2 separate regions of the Homo sapiens genome follow, and region 2 is linked to region 1. Evidence: chromatin contacts called from ENCODE Hi-C or POLR2A ChIA-PET data. All regions are on one chromosome and are shown on one strand. Each heading gives the region's core, a stretch centred on a gene start or an enhancer-like site at or near the end of the contact. The rest is flanking DNA. Distances are from core to core; before and after follow the strand shown. Region 1 holds the start of SLMAP (sarcolemma associated protein). Region 2 holds the start of ABHD6 (abhydrolase domain containing 6, acylglycerol lipase).

Evidence for each region. A loop is a pair of places that touch in the nucleus more often than their neighbours do. ChIA-PET counts read pairs that join two places held with the same protein, here RNA polymerase II (POLR2A). Pooled maps may share reads with other maps.
Region 2: a map of CD8-positive, alpha-beta T cell shows a loop between it and region 1 (4-fold over the local background). The contact joins the promoter of ABHD6 here to the promoter of SLMAP in region 1. A Hi-C loop is called at or near these places in 3 of 168 maps with a recorded cell type or tissue (CD4-positive, alpha-beta T cell, CD8-positive, alpha-beta T cell and naive thymus-derived CD4-positive, alpha-beta T cell) and 7 of 50 pooled maps. POLR2A ChIA-PET finds 5 or more read pairs at or near these places in 1 of 52 experiments (activated T-cell).

What each region holds. Positions count from the first base shown.
Region 1 is chr3:57,754,373-57,758,520 of GRCh38, reverse strand. SLMAP (sarcolemma associated protein) reads right to left here and starts at 2,212. Exons shown (of 25, transcript NM_001377540.1): 1 at 2,179-2,212; 2 at 672-1,973. The coding sequence starts at 869. RefSeq lists a silencer at 1,475-1,754 and enhancers at 1,302-2,203, 2,125-2,304, 2,335-2,614, 2,204-3,106.
Region 2 is chr3:58,235,807-58,239,954 of GRCh38, reverse strand. It overlaps ABHD6 (abhydrolase domain containing 6, acylglycerol lipase), which reads right to left and starts at 2,163. Exons shown (of 10, transcript NM_001320126.2): 1 at 2,039-2,163. RefSeq lists silencers at 1,922-2,411, 2,422-2,591 and an enhancer at 1,813-2,752.

The DNA of each region.
Region 1 (4,148 bases), core at 963-3,462:
AAGTGCTGCAGGGAACATCAAAAAGTGATTTTCAAACGCAATATGTGTATGTTCTCCAACTTGTAAAAAAAACTCTGAAAATATATAAAGTTACAGTTGTTCATGCTTAATTAAATTAGCTTTGATTATTGCAAATTACTCCTCCAAGGGCAAGTATGTATCAAACCTTTCAAAAATCTTAGGTTTATATCAGCAATTATCCTTACTAGAAAGGTCCTGATCTGAACTCACCTAAAGCTATGTGTTAACTACATTTCACCACTAAGACACTTGAGCCCCGGGATAATAATGGCCACGGATTCCCCGAATTGCTTCGAGAACTGCTGCTTGCTTAATAAAGCGCTGAACTGTGAATTCACCTTTCTAAACAGACTAAAAGCAAGACGCCAAGTTTCACTATCTAGTTTGGGATTTCACTGGGAATGACCACGTTATCAAGATGCCATAGCCCTCCTGAGGCTTTTAATTACAATACCTTCTCTGTTTTCCATTCAACCACCTCAATCAAATTTCCACTAGAACCAGGCACACAAACAGTTGATTCGTGGCTTTGCGCAAAGCCTCCTCTGGATGCAAACCCTGGGATCCTGCATACATTAGTCCTCTCAGGGAGGGCAAAAGGGGAAAAAAAGTTTGTTAAACAATGCCGCTGGACAATGTGGTGACATTACCTTGCCCGTCTTGTGATCAAACCAGACGAGAGCGTGGTTCCTTGATAGCACTTTGCAATCAAAAGTGGCATTATTCTGCGCTGGTCGACAGCGGGCCACTGAGCGGCCGATTTTGATGGGCTCGTCCAGGTAGACATGACGCTCCTGAAACGGGTGCGAGTTCGGGCGGCAAGTGAAGATGGCCAAGGCTGACGGCATCGAGGATAGACTGGGGGTGTCTCTCCTACCAGGGACAAAGAGGAGTTCCTCCGGATCCGGACTGCCCTTCACAAGCCTATGCCCCTATCCCACCCAAAATTTTAAATTAACACAAACTGCACATTGTCTAAGCATAACCAGTGAACATCAACTCTTCACTTGGGTGGGAAGACAAGCCAGCGCAAGCCCCATCACCTCCTTTAAAACGCTGCAACGCCGTGATCACAAAAAGTCCCCAACTGGCAGCTTTCAGTCCATCTTCTTCTCTGGGAAGAAAAGGCTCAAACATCGGGCAGCTTCGGCCAAGAAAACTCCTGGAACACAGTTTGGGGACTGGAGGTATCCAAGCAGATGAGTCACACGCCAATTCTTGTGTTTGGTTTGAGATCGCGGCCGCTTTTCCCCCTTGGTGGCGGAAACGTTGCAGCACTGCAGCATGAATGAAGGGTCGGTTCGGCGCGGCCAGGAAAGTCCTTTTGGGCCGAAGGAAGGTGTGGCTGGGCACCTCTGGGCAGCCACCGCCAGTCCTCGCCCGGAGTGAAGGGGCGAGAGGTGACGGAGACGGAGGGGCTCTAGACGGCCGGCGGGACAGTCTGCATCGCCCCTGCTGAGCGGAGGCCGCCCCGGGAAGGGGGACGCGGTCCCCGGCCTGGCACGATCCGAGACGGCGGTGGCTGAGGTTCTCCGCGCGAGGCGTGGAGGCCGGCGGGGCGCGGGCAGTGGCCAAGTCGGGACTCCTGGGCACCTGGCGAGCGTCCCCGCGACCAGGGCGGGGACCCGGCTCCGCAGGCCGGTGCGGACCGAGCGAGGCGCGACACCGGGAGGCTCGAGTTCCCAGGCGGCAGGAAGTTGGTCCCCGGACGCCTAGGCTTCTGGGCCGCCGCTCAGCACATGGGCCGCCTCCCCTCAGGGTCGCCCCCGCGAGGGTCGCATCTCAGGGACGGCAGCCGCAGCTCCCGGCGGACGAGAAGGTGGGGGAGGGAGACTGGCCCGGAGGTTGGGGAGAGGCCTTGAGGCCCCGGGCTGGATCCGCCGCAGCCTCCACCGATCGCGGCCGATGGGGCAAGCTCAAGCTGCGCCCGACGAGGCAGGAAACTTTCCGACCTGGTGGGGAAAACATCAAAACAAACGGCCGTCAGGCGCCTCAGCCCGCCCGCCTCAGCCGTCGCCCCCTCCAGCCAGACCCCCGCCAGCCCACACCGCTAGGCACGACCTCCGCCGACCTCTCCGCAAGCAGGCTACGAGGATTTGGAGCCAGGACGCCACGACGGGTCCTACCTCCCTAGCCGCCACCACCGCCTCAGCTTACCTTGCCAGCGCCGGCCGCCATAGTGACTCTGACTGAAACCTACCCGGTGCACCGCCACGGGAACGCGCACCCTTCAAGGGCCCTCCTACCCCCTCTCCCGCGCCGTAGTCCAGGAATGTCACGTGAACGACGCCACGGAAGCCGTGTTGGTAGAGGGCAGAAAAAAGGGCAAGGTAATTTTTAACGGGCCTCCAGGCGCCATCTTAGTTAAGGGCTGGAAGCTTCAAACCTCGGGACAACCTTAACGACCATTTTGGTTAAGGGCAAGAACAATTTGCGCCGTAGAAGGTTTTTCAAACAAACAGTGCCACCTTCTTATTTTATCTACTTAGCAAGGGGGTGCCAACTTTTACTAAATTTTATTCTGTTTAATTCTCGATGAAAATACTAGCGAGCAAAAGAACAGACCCAGCCAAAGGAGATGGTCATTAGCAGCCATCTTAGCTGTGGGCAACACAGTCACCCGCAGCTACCTTAAGTGTGAGCCGCCAAACTCCCTGAAGTCTTAGGATTTGTGCACCTAACAGAAGGACCATTCTCCCCTCTGCTAAATTCGTTATGTTTTCTTCCCGGAAAAAAAAAATCTTAGTTCCCGCATTCCATTTCGAATGACAGTCTTTCTCACTGAACCTATTATGTGCCCCCAGGGCTCCTGCGCGGATTCTTCCACAGAAGGAGCGTCCAGAAAGTTTAAAATCATGTTTCTTCCAAAGAGAGATTGAATAATTTCCAAAGTGAAAAAAGAGGGTATTTCCCCCACTTACAATATCAAGATGAGGAGTCATTGGTCTAAAGAAGGAAGACTTTGCAAGGGCTAAATGAAAACTTTAAGAAAAAATAGTGAGAAGGAGACTTACTCATTTAGAATCAAAGGTGACTTCATTCTTCAGATTCCTGCAATAACAGGCTCCACCACTGTGTGACCTTAAGCAAGTTTCTAAACTTTTTCAAGCCTCTTTTTTCTCATGGATGACATGTTAATAATAGTTAATTCACTTGATGTGGTGAGACTTCAAAATGTTAATCCATGTTGTTCAATAAAGAGTAGCAATTAGGCCGGGCGCGGTGGCTCACGCCTGTAATCCCAGCACTTTGGGGGGGCCGAGGCAGGCGGATCACCTGAGGTCGGGAGTTTGAGACCAGCCTGACCAACATGGAGAAACCCCGTCTCTACTAAAAATACATAATTAGCCGGGCGTGGTGGCGCATGCCTGTAATCCCAGCTACTTGGGAGGCTGAGGCAGGAGAATCACTTGAACCCGGGAGGCGGAGGTTGCGGTGAGCCAAGATCGCGCCATTGCAGTCCAGCCTGGGCAACAAGAGTGAAACTGTCTCTCCAAAAAAAAAAAAAAAAAGAAAGAAAGAAAGAAAAAGTAGCAGTTATTCATCTCAATACTTATATAGACAGTTTGGCCGTGTCCTAGGTTTTTGCTGGGCCCTGGGGACACATAACTGAACCAAACTTCAATTCCTGCCTTCTGAGATCATAACGGTATTGTGGGTTAGAAATGAGGGTAGGGAGTGACAAACATGAAATTGATGTAATCAGGGCTAAGATAGAGGCAGGCACTAGCTGCCCAAGGGGTCAGGGATGGTCTGGGAGAAGTAACTGAACTGAATGAAGGAAGATAGGAAAACCACAATAAATATGGTATTCGCTGAATGGTTTCATGAATTTCCACAAACACGGATAGCAAGGAAAAGAAGGAGCCTACTTGAAACAGTGCACCAATGTGCCGGCACATAATAGTGGATAAATAAGTATTTGATGCATGAATGAAAATTACATACTGTTACTCATTATTAGAGGATAAAGTAGGCGGGACACAAAGTGAGTCTGGAAAGAATAGGCATTATATAATAAAGACGTTATATTCGTTTTTCAAGCTCTTCATCAATTCAACAAATATGTGTCAAGCTACCACTGTGTTCCAGGTATGCTATTCAAAATGAGGATATGTTGGAAAGCT
Region 2 (4,148 bases), core at 914-3,413, 480 kb before region 1:
TAGTCTTGAACTCCTGGGTTCAGGTGATCCTCTTGCCTTGGCCTCTCAAAGTGCTGGCCACTTTGAGGTGTGAGCCCACCACACCGAGACAAAACATTCATGCTTGCCTTTCTTCCCTCCAAACCCAAAGATAATCTTTGAGTCTAACTTCTCGCCCCCAGGATAGACCTCACCCAACGCATACTGCAAACCAGGATCACCTCTAAGGACAATTTTTTTCTCATATCAAGTTTCAGAATTACTTCCCAGTTGCACAAACTGCATTCCCATCTTTTACTCTAGGTTTGCAGATGCTCACAGAATCAAAGGTCACACATTTTAAAAGCTAAAAAAACCAGAAGGGCACTTCTGTCTCTAACTACAAAGACAATGGATAATTTGGAGTTGACGAAAGCCACAGAATGTGTCGAAAAGGCAAAATAATAAAAATAATAAAAAGATGAAAATAGAGAAAGTCTCATAGGCCTTTCTGAGCACACAAAATGGTTAATTTCTGTAGAGTCAGTGTGAGCCATTTATTAATTATTTTTTTCCAGTAATTCAAGGTAGTGGTCAACTACCACTCTTCATAATAACAGCTGCTGCTTTCTGAGTGCTTAAAACATGCTGGGCCCTGTGCATTATTTTATCTAAATATTGCCACTACCCTTTAAAGTGGGTACTATTACCAGAAGCTGAGAGGCCCTTGCTGGTCTGAGAAAAACAAATTAGTGCTAGAAACACAGGTGATTAATTTCTGTTATTTCTAATTTCCTATATTATAACAATGTTCTTGATAAGAATTTGTTGAAATTGGGTAAAAAGTCTAGTGGTTCGAGGTCGGGTTGGGGGGGCGGTTGGGGGAAGGGGGTGGTTCTGAGGCCAGACTCACTTCGTGTCTTGGGAAGGTACCACCTCTGGAAGCCTCATATTCCTGCTCTCAGGAATGGGCACAGCGGTGGTACCTACCTCAAGGGGCTGTTGGGGAAAGTATGGCAGGTAATTCTTTTAAGGGGCTTAGGACAGGGCCTGGCACACAAGATTTGCTTATTCTATGTCAGCTATTATTCATTATAAACTACTTTAAACTCTTAGCCAGGTGGAGCCACTAGGGATTTCTGAGCAGGCGGGAGCAGCGGGGAGGGGGGCGGCGAGATAAATGAGGGCCTCCAGGTCCCAGCTGGAGTAAGACCCCCACTTTATTTCCTCTTCCTAACCACCCAGCTCCTGGGGCATACAAAGGGCTCAAAATACATATTCTCTGCATGCACAGTATCTAGACCCTCTGGCATCCTCCTCTTCCCCCACTCCCCCATGCCTCACTCTGTCACCTGGCCTCGCTGTGGGCTCAGGGGCGCAAACCCTGCACGTGCACTGCCCTGCAGCCGGCGTTACACAATCCGCATTTCTAAGGCAGCCGTGAAACCTGTGTCGCTGTAGGCGGGGGACCGCAAGTTGCCGGCGGGTACCTGGCTGGACAGCATCCTGATTCAAGTGTTTCGACACGGAAGGGGCGCAAGGGCACGGGAGCCGGGGCAGGCTGGGGAAAGGGAAGCTGAAAGGCTGCTGGGGGAGGGGAGTAGCGGAGCGAGATCTTGGGGACGGCGCGGAGGCGGCGCGTGACACGGAGCAAGATGCTATCTGGGTGGGCGAGCTGCAGTCCTTCTCCAGGAAATGGGGGAAACAGGGCTGCAGGACCCCAAAATCCTCTCGGCACTGCGAGGGGCGCCTAAGGGCTGCTGCGGGCGCAGGGGGTGGGGAGGCGAAGTAGAAAGAGGGTGCAGGTCCCGACCCGTCCTCACTCTGTCCCCCGGCTTCAAGAGGCTGGCTGGACCCAGGAAATGGGGCGCCGGGTTTCGGGCATCTCAAACCTATCCAGGCAGCGGGAGGTGGGGGCAGCGCCCGCGCGGGGAGCGGAGTGGAAAGGCAAGTGCAGATCGCCGACTCTTTCCACTCGATGCGCCGCTGCAGGGAGACACTGGGGGAGAGGTCACGGGGCCATCAGGGCGCCCCATCCCCCTAGGAGCGCACCACCGCCCGCCCGCCCGCCTCCGCTCACCTGACCAGCCTCAACCGCCTGGGTCCCGCCGCCGGGCCCGGACCCCGGCCCTCGGTCTCTAGCCCCGGGCTGGGACCTGCCGCCGGGCTCCTACCCGCGCCGCTCCCAGCTCCGGCGCCCAGCCCAGCTGGACTCCTTAAAGGCGCAGCGTGCCGGTTCGCGTCCTCCGACAGAAAAGCCGCCCCGCCCCGACCCGGCGCCGCGCGCTGTCCCCCAGCGGCCGCGCTCTGTTTGGGGGCTCCGGGGCGCTTATCCCCAGTTCCTCCGCGCGCTGCCTCACAGCGTTAAACCCGGAGGGTACAGTTAGCGTCTCGCACAACCCAACGCCGGCAACTGTCTCCTAGCACCCGAAAGCCACGGCGAGAGCAGGATCGCCTACAGAGGTACCGGGGGCGGAGCCCGAGCGCCCGGTCCCGCCCCCGCCCCCGCCCCCGCCCCCGCCCCGCCCCGCCCCGGAACGCACACGGTGGCGGGGCGCGGGGAGGGCCTCTGAGCCCGCAGAGCCACACACAGTTCCACATCCCCGGCCCGAATTCTTCCCGGCACTGTTTCACTTACTGAGCACCTACTGTGTGCCTGGCGCGGCTGGGCATTAAACCCGCCAAAGTGACTCAGGCAGGATCTCTGGATCTCTGCCCCGAAGGGCATCAGAGAGAAAGGGACAGGCAGGGGTTCTCAGGCAGCAAAGCAACACTGCTTGACATCGGTTGTCTCACGTAATCCTATGAGGTAGGCACTGGGGTCGACTTCTTTTCTCAGAAGACACCGAGGCTCAGGGAGGTGAGGGGCTTGCCCTGGATAGTCCAGGAAATGGGAGAAATGGGGGCGCAGGAGCCCCCAAATCCTCTGGACACTGCGAGGGCTCCACCCCAAGGAACACCGTAGGCGCTCATGCTCCCGCCCTGGCTCTCGGGTGTTTGGAGACAGTTGCCGGCGTCGGGTTGTGCGGGACGTCAGACTGTAAGGACTGAACTGGGAATTCCAACCGAGGATCGTCTGACTCCAAAGCTATACGGGAGAAATGGGCACCTGGAAAGGCCTTCGGCCACCTCTGGTTAAACCCCTGCTATGGTCGTTTCTTTCTTTTAGGGACAGTTAAACCCCAGCTTGGCCTGGCTACTCTTCCGTGTTTTCCATGTCTCAGTTTAGCTGCCACTTCCTCCAGGAAGCCTTCAGTAAGACCCCTTTGGGCTCACACTGCACTGTGGGCTTCTTTCATCAAAACATGTATTCGTTCATTTAACAGATATTTACTACACCTGTTAGGGGCCTTAGTGGCACCCAGATCTTCCTGCTGCACTGAGTGCTTGGCCTGCCACTCCAGACGTCAAGGGGCCAGGGCTCAGCAAGACTCTCTTGGCCGTTTAAATCCCCCACAAAGGCAGCCTTTGGGCCTCAGCCTGCCAAGGCCTCCACGCTGGTGGAGCCTGGCTGAGTGGTGCAGGTCCTGGGTTTTAAGAATAGGACACAGTCAAGAAGTCCCGGAGAAGTGGCAAAGGGGCATCTCTGAAGCCACTAGTGATCCCCATGCCTGTAAACCCTGCTCTGCAGGGCAGCTGGAATTCATCCGGAGTTTGGGACAGTCCCCCTGGCTTGGGCTGGAGCATTTTCCTTTAAATTGTTGGCTGCCTTATCACTTAGACTTCAATGGCTGCATGTGATTCACTTCAGGGAATGGCCCCCGAGTTTCAGTGGCAATTTATTCACCAAACAGCGGGTTGCTCAGTCCCACCTCTCTGGCTTTATCTCTCCTTACGGCTGAAGCAGAACCTTTCCAAGCCAGCAGTCCACCAACATCCCCAGAGCAGGTCCACAGAGATAGCACAAAATGTGGGGATTAAATGTCCTTCAGTCACTACTGGCCACCTATTGGATTAGCATCTTGGACTCAGGAACATTCACCAAAACAGGAGTCCAGGGGGTGAATAAATAGACAATGAAATTGATGAATGACTTCCTGGAAGGCCCCAGCCTAGAAGCCATCAATACACCTGGTATAAAGTTTAAAACAATTGCTCCTTAGTCTTTTAATTTTCCCTCTCCAAAACCTTAAAAATGGGTAGTTCATCAGTTTGGTGGGTTTTTTATTTAACTCACAGCCTGTGACCCT